Linked DNA regions of Homo sapiens: region 1 is linked to region 2. Evidence: chromatin loops called from intact Hi-C (ENCODE). Cell type or tissue: CD4-positive, alpha-beta T cell. All regions are shown on one strand.

Region 1 (4,000 bases), 980 kb after region 2:
CTTTGTCAAGAAGTGACAAGAAAAGTTTTCATCTAATTGTTAGAAATCAGAACTTATTTTAAGCTTAGGCTTAGAGGGTTAGCATCCTTCCCGCTTTCATTTATAGGATGTTGGTATTGTTTCTTATGTTCCAGCATTATAATCTCATTCTACATGGAATTCTATTCAATATAAAAGAAAATTCACCCCCGGCTGTGATAGCTTTTTAATTTGTAATAATTTGTTCACAGCAGTTGTGAACAATGAGCTAAATATTGTTGAAAAACAGGAGTTTAATTTTTGTAACTTCTTGATTTGTTCTGATTTGTGTTGTTTAATGAAATCTAGTATTGAAAAACCATGGATCCTGATAAAAATCGTAGGTTAGAAAATATATGCCTCTTAAGATTTCTTGAACTTTCTTCGAAACTCATAGAAAAATACTAGAAAACGGTGTGGAATCACTGATGAAGTAGTGCCACCATCTGGAAAATTTCAGAATGGTAGACATAAGTTTCTTTTTCTTACAAAGGTGAACTCTTTCTCAACCACACATTTATTTTGGGGGAAAGAAAAGCAAATAAAAAACTTGTTCCATTTACCTAACTGTCCTAAGGATATTCAATGTAACACTTAACCCATTCCCTGTAGTATTGTCTCATCAGGGAAAGGAAAGATTCATTCCACATTGGTCTACATTGGAGATGATGTTTTACCAGGTATCTGAAGAATGAATGAATCACCATCTATACAGAAGGATGTAACGTGAAGGGAAGCTGAATTCTAACACTTTAAACTTGCAACTTAGACACATATGTGCTTAGTGCATGGGTGTTTGTGTCCAATGACATTAAAATCTCTCATCTATAAAATGAGGATAATAATAGTATCTACTTTACAGGGTAACTGGAGGGTAAAATGAAATAGTGCCTGTAAGGTGCTTCGCACGGTGCCTGGCACATAGCAGTGATCAATAATGGGAGAGATTATTAAAACTGATATGTATTTAATCTCTTTTTCAAACATCTGAATTAATATTCATAGGGTTGGCAAGGACTCAGGAGGCTTTCAGGTCTGGCTCCTGTCCTGGAAAGAAAGCTTCCACACTTCTCTTTAAATTCACGAGAAGAGGAGGTTTCCCAACCCCTTAGTGAAGCAACCTCCTCACCTGGCTCTCCACCCCCTACAGTCTGGCCTCATCTCCCCTCTAAGCTCATGCCTTCACCTAAACCTTCTATCCATACTAACTGGGTGTATTTCCAGCACCCTAAGCACGATACTTGCCTCCTGTCTCTGTATATTTTTCCTCATATCCTCTCCTTTGCACATTCCACTTCTCTTTGTTTATTTAAGCCTCACCTTTCTTGGAGGCTTAAGTTCTACCTTTTCTCCTTCTTTCTTCCCTAGCACCCATTCACATCTGACAAGTGTTAGTTAGGGTGATTATTCCTTGGCTGCAAACTCCTGAAGGGCAGGTACAAGATGCTAAACATAGTTGTACCCAGAGCAGTGACTAGATAGATACTTGTTATTAATCTCCACAAGGAAGATACATGTCAATATGCACAACTTTATAACCAAGATGACCAGCCAAACAGTCGACTTAAATTAATCAGGGAAATGAAAGCTAAATCCCTGACCTAAATTAGTAGAGAACAACCATTCACCAAATTAGCAAACATAAGGGCTTAGCCCCTGGGTCACACTGAAAGGAAGATCAGAGCAAGTTTATTGTTTTATTACAGATACAGTAAGATGGTAGTAACATCCTTACATAGAATCTTTTTCCCCCAAGTAGCCCTCATGTAAGGACTTATTCATGCATATTTATTTACCATCCCAGCATCTCTGGGATGACAGAGGAGGCACCTGGAGGCAGGTGGGGAAGCCCCAGACTGGGCTGTGTATGAGATGACTCCAAATTAGAATCCTGCCCTACTACATACTAGCTGTGTGACCCCAGATCAGTGGTTTTAACTTCTCAGTCACTTTCCTCCTCTGTAAAATGATCATACAAATACCTGCCCCCTCCCCATGAGGAGTACATGATTTACATGGTGCCTTAGTACACACACTAAGGGGCAAACAAGAGTGCCAGAAGAGAACATGAGTATTTGAGAGTTCCTACCAGCGCAGCGCGATTTTGTCGGTCATCTCAGGATTCCCTACCATTCTTTTTTTTTTTTTTTAATCCAACCAAAGGTTTAATTGAGACTTCATCCTAGATCAACCAGCAGAGGTCACTCAAGGACAGACTGAATTCTTACTAACCCCAGGCCTGACTTCTAAATTGAAGATCATATCATTGTCGTCGGAATAACATATTTTGTGGTAACTCTTCACTTTTAATATTATTATTCTATATTGTCCATTAAGAGCCACAGTGCAGTAATTTGATCAACGTTCTGCTTATGGAGCTTTCCTTACTAAAATTCTGTACGGAGAGAGACCCAGCTAAACACCCTCAGGCTAGAGAAGTGGGAAGGATGGAGAATATAGAAGAGGGATGAGATAATGGCATAAAACTTTTACTGACATTTAAAAAGGGTCTAAAATGATGATCCTTGGAGGCCGCAGGGGACCTGGGCCTGCATCCTCATCAGCAGTGAAGAAGTGTCTAATGGGAGGGAAGTGACTGTTCCAGAGAAACTCCGAGGAAAGAAAGAGCAGTTCAGAATGTTTTGGGCAGTCTGGTGATATTTGGAGAGGAAAAATGGGAACCCCAACCCCTAAAAAACCTGACATGTTTGCAGTATACAAAGTAAATAGTCACCCATCTGCAAAGGCCACTTAAAACGAATCATAAAAATGTTACAGATGCCACACTTCGTGATTTAGATTTCCCACTGATGATTAAGAGATGTCTCTTACATTTATACAATGCTTCAGTTTAAAAAATACTTTCATATGCATTACGTTTTCTCACCTTTAAAATTATGCCAGGAGTGCACAAGATCACAAACCTGTGGGCTTCTTCATCCCACGGTATTTTGAATCTGTCCTGGGTCATTGGACTTATATAATAGGCACTCAGCAAATATTTGTTGAGTGAATGATTAAAACAGATAAAACCACAACAATGGTCTGTTTGTATGTAATTTTATTATGTGTGTAATGAGCTTATTACACAAATGTATCCACACATTTGCCAATGTTCTAAGTTGCAACAACATCTGAAGGAGCTTTAGTTTTAGGTTGGTAGAACCCAGTAAGAGGTCTTGGTGTTGCTACCTCTCTCTGTGAAGGAAACTAGAAGCCTTGCAATGGCCTTGATGGCCAGGTGACTGAAGATTCCATATCAGCAGATGTCAGGGTTCCTGGATAATTTACCCCAGGCCACATCTCATGAGGAACCCTCTCTGTTTAGGGGTAGGGGTGGCCAGGAGATGTCCTATCCACCGCAGTGCTCAACATAATAAACAGACCCAACCAGGAAAATCAACGATGGGGCAACTAAGTACACTCAATGCCAACCTGCATATTGGAGGTGACACAGAAAAATGGAGCAAGCAAACATCACTGGGGTTAAAACAAGGTTTTAAAAAGGAGAACCTAAAAATCACATATTCTTGGTGAAGGGTACAGGAGTGGGTGAAGGCAGAACGATTAATTATCTGCAGGGTGCCCCAGCAAATTTGCTTGAGGAGTAAAAATGAAGATTTCTTGTTAGACATGTGGTAATTTAAATATAATTATTGGGAGGTTTAGATTTAACATGTGAAAACCATAGGATTACGAATCATAGATTATCAAGATTTTCTTCGTCTTTATATATGTTAGTGTTCAATCCATATTCTTTTGAAATGAATTGGACAACCAGACGATTCTAACTGTTTGAAATGTCTTCCTTTAGATTTTTCAAATCTCAGAAGTCCTTCACCTATCAAGGATTACTCAGAACAACTCTAATCTTCCCTCAAAGCAGCAGTCCTTCAAATGCTTAAAAACTTTAGTTGTCCCCTTACTCCTGTGTCCTCCAGAATAAACACCCTCTGGTTCTTTGGTGTTTCTACCTGTCATG
Region 2 (4,000 bases):
GGTGAACAGGATGGTCAGTGATAGGGTAGAAGAAAGAAAAACATTAGAAAAGTACCACTGAAGGTAATTTCTCTACTGTGGTAAACTTTGTATCAATTATGGGCTCTGCCCATTAAGGGGAGGAAAGCATATGTTAACTTTTATTCAATTATTTGGAAATTTAGGTGGGTAAAAACATGAAGCTAATAGTTAAGAACATCTGTTAAAAGAATAACTTCAAGGACATTTCTTCAATTTACCCATCTCTTATTACCATGTGGATTAATTATGGAAATATTTTGCTTATATAGTCATAGAAAGTTATTCTACTTTAAAAAATTTACTGCCAACAGCATGTCAATTCAGTGATCTTTATGGGATAGGCTGTCATGAAACATCAAAACTTTCAACTACTATTAAAAATTATATGAAGAAAATACAATTCTCAGCATATTTTACATTTTAAAACTTTACAGTTATATACTTAAGGGCATGTTTACGACAGCTCATGAGAGAGATGGCTTTTTTTAATACTTAAGGTTAACTGTAAATTTCTCCAAAATCTTTAGGAGCACTGAATCTCTGTGTTGTCAAAATGAGCAACCAAATAAAATTGATCCCAGCCAACTTTACCATATATATAATTAAAATATGATAATTTTGTGATGAATACATACTGCTCTTCCCACATTTAAGATCAAAGTTTACAAAGACAGAACAGATTTCAACCAGGGCATCAGAACTACATGGAAGATTAAAAACTATCCTGTAGCAAAATCTACAGATGCTCAAATTCATATTAGTGAATGTGTTTTCTCTGAAATGCACATCTTAGAATATGAAATCAAATCAAAGTATACCTTTATATTTAAATAAAAACTGGTTTATCTTTTAGCAAAGATGTTGACATATGATCATTTAGTCTCTACTGATAGTTCAATAATTATGTAAGAGGAGACACTAAGACCAGATACAGGGGACAAAACTAACACACTAAAACCCAAGTAGAATTTTGTCCAACATAAGATTTTTCCGATATAACGATCTGTGAAAAATAGATCATGTATTTCAGACCAAATGAACCTTACCTTATATTCTGCTTGTTTAAACAAGTAATAAGGAAAGTAAATCTCTTTTGGCCATTAATATCAATTTAGTGAAAATCCAAGGTCATTATAATACCAAATCCTTTTCTACAAAATAAAACAATTATTTCTTAACAAAGGCAAAAATGCCTAAAAATGCACAGTATTAAAACCAAAATCTAGCTGTCCCCTTTGCTTCAGCAGGTTTACAGTTTGAGAAAATATTCTTTACTGGTCTATTAGAAGGAAAAGTAAAACCTTTGTGCTTTTTAAAAGGCAAAACCTCAAGCAAAGCAGCTAAATCCTTCTTTTTCCCTCTGTGTCCTCCGCCCTGGGTCCTCCCAAAAGATGACCATGTCACATGATAATGATTAATTTACCAAGTACAAGTAGCTAAGTAGTAAATCCCTCTTACTACTCTTTGAGATTTATTTTCTACATTTACAAATATTCACCATTCTTGTTTTTAAATACTTCAGATTAAGAGAAGAGTTATAGAGCAACAATCCATTAATACGAACTTGGATCGTGAAGTCTGTGAAGTCTGAGCAGAGTGTTTCCTGTGGCCTCTGTCAGCGGTTTCCTGCCTGCCATAAGTACAAGGAACTGTTCATGGGATTGTACTCGTGGCTTTGTTTCTGTTGGAAATGTGTTTTATTTTCTTTATAAAATAATGGGTAATCTTTAAAATTGATTTTAGATGGTTTGAGGCATTACACCACAACAGTAATGAGCACTAATGCCAATGATATTGGACACAAATTCATTTTAGCTTTATTTCATGTCTGAAGCAATTCTACTGAGCCTTGAACTGCTCACGTGTTGTTATTAACTTGCTAGTAACTTAACACATGGGTACAGCAAACAAAAGTGATCAGAGTCCAGGTTGATCGGGACCTCAAGGCTACTGTCCTTTTTCTTGAGCTATAATTCAATTTCCAATTTTACTGTACATTAGACTCATTATTTCCCAGCGTTTTCTTTTTCTGCTCAATACTGCCATCTGGAGGACACACAGATGAAAAGAGAAGGAGCCAGGCTCACCCAGCTCACAATTCCAAAGAGCCAGAAAGATGTGGCTGGGGAGGGGACATCTGAACACTCCCCCAGGCCTAGAGTTCAAACCAGTGAGTCGGCTAGGTACAGTTTTGGTTTTTGGAATCTCCTCTGTTTCTCTGGCTAAATTCATGCCACCATACTCCATGAGTTTTAAATAAGCAAAAATAATTTTTAAATGTATTTATATGCTTATTTTAGTCAGATAGTTCATTCTGAAATTTAAAATGAAAATTTTTGAGAGTGTTTTCCCATCTGGTTAGGTGAGCATAATTAATTTATTTTGAGTACTATTTGGCTTACTATCAGAGAGGGCTGTGACTGCCACCATCATAATATTAAATACTATTTTTTCCTTAGTCATGTTTGTGCCATATTTTCCACAAACAAATCTAATAGCCCAAAATCAATTTCAAACCTAATATAAAGAGTACTTTGTAAAACAGTCAATAAAATGTCATTTGTAGAAACCTCCATTTAAAAAGTATATGATTTTCAAACCTTTATAAAAGGAATAAAAAATAGCCTCTAGGATTTTAAAAGAATTTCTAGAAAGATATTTATAGTGCAAATCAGAAGTTATTCCTTTCCCCATAACAGTTTTAGACTAAACAAAGCAAAATCTGTTTTTTTTCCCTAAACTGGACACAGTTGAAAAGCACAGTTTTCCTCAACATGATTTTATTAGATGTATTATATGCTGGTTTAGCTGAGAATATATAGCTATGCAAAATCATTTCATCCTAACTAAGGATGTCCTGGGTCTGCTGAACCCAATACAATGATATATATACATAACTGCATAGTACATGGAAGGTTAGCAGTTTGATGTAGAAAAAAAAAATTAACTCAGCCTGTTTAGCTCTTACTATAAGAAAAAATAAAACCTACAAATCTTCATTGAAGACATTCATGATCTATGCTGTGGTGCCCTCTATTGAACACAAAGACATAAAAATCGTGTGTGTGTAAAACTAGCTGTCATGGTTCAACACTAGCCTTTTGTAAAAAATCTTTAATATTCCTTAATATTTGAAGAAATACAAAACCATGATACTAAAGTCTAAACTGTAGGGTAAATGTAGTTGTATTAATGGGATGAATTCAGTAAAGAAGGGAAGCGGCTCCCAGTCATGAACAAATCTATTCAAACCTAAATTGAAAATCCCATTCAAACCTAAAAATTAGTAGGAATTCCATTTTTCATAGTTAGAGACTTACTGAGTTTATATTTTTTAGCCTATAACTTTCTTTTCATAACTATTAGAAGGGACTTTAAGTTTATAATTACTCAGGGGCAAGAATACAAAAGGGAGATTATAGTTAAGACTGAAGAAAAATGAATATATTTGAAAAATCTCACAATCATACCAAATTTAGCCAGCATTTAAGAGTACTGCTAATTTTAAATTTGCCAGGTTCTGGGATTCATATAGTATGTCCATCTTTCCTATAATTTCTTTATCTATAAAACTGAGATAATACCCAACTCCTAAGATTTTTAGTACTGAGACTAAAACATGTAAAATGCCAAACACGTAGAAAGTGTTCGATAAATGGTAGAAATTATTCTTATTTGGCACCTAGTCAAAGAAACAATTTTCCAATTCCTCTACAAAGATCAGTACTTTCTTATTACATATGTATCATTTCACAAATGACCTTAAAGAAAAATAGGTATATATACACATATACAAAGACATTGTGGTTTCAAAAGGTTTGAACATATTTAGTGCTTCTGGTTCATAACTTCAAAACTCACATGAAAACCAGGCTTTAAAAATGCATGCGAAAAACCTACAATACAAGCATGTTTCCATGTTTTAATGCTGTGGTTCCTAAAATTCCTCTACAAACAAGGTACAGGCTATTGATGGCTG

The links. A loop is a pair of places that touch in the nucleus more often than their neighbours do. Peaks named below come from ENCODE experiments on the same cell type or tissue, not always from the same donor. Only the 100,000 strongest peaks of a DNase experiment are listed, where the experiment ranks them.
Region 1: it touches region 2 in a loop (12-fold over the local background); 4 of 110 quality-filtered maps call a loop at or near these places.

The regions. Positions count from the first base shown.
Region 1 is chr7:25,387,920-25,391,919 of GRCh38, reverse strand. No RefSeq gene overlaps it. Among named protein-coding and RNA genes, the nearest start is that of NPVF, 160 kb to the right of the region's middle. In CD4-positive, alpha-beta T cell, CTCF peaks have their summits at 481 (motif pointing left) and 2,238 (motif pointing right); a DNase peak (open chromatin) is centred at 2,209.
Region 2 is chr7:26,367,792-26,371,791 of GRCh38, reverse strand. All of the region lies in intron 5 of SNX10 (sorting nexin 10), which reads right to left. Among named protein-coding and RNA genes, the nearest start is that of LINC02981, 29 kb to the left of the region's middle. In CD4-positive, alpha-beta T cell, CTCF peaks have their summits at 1,892 and 2,092 (motif pointing left); a DNase peak (open chromatin) is centred at 2,081.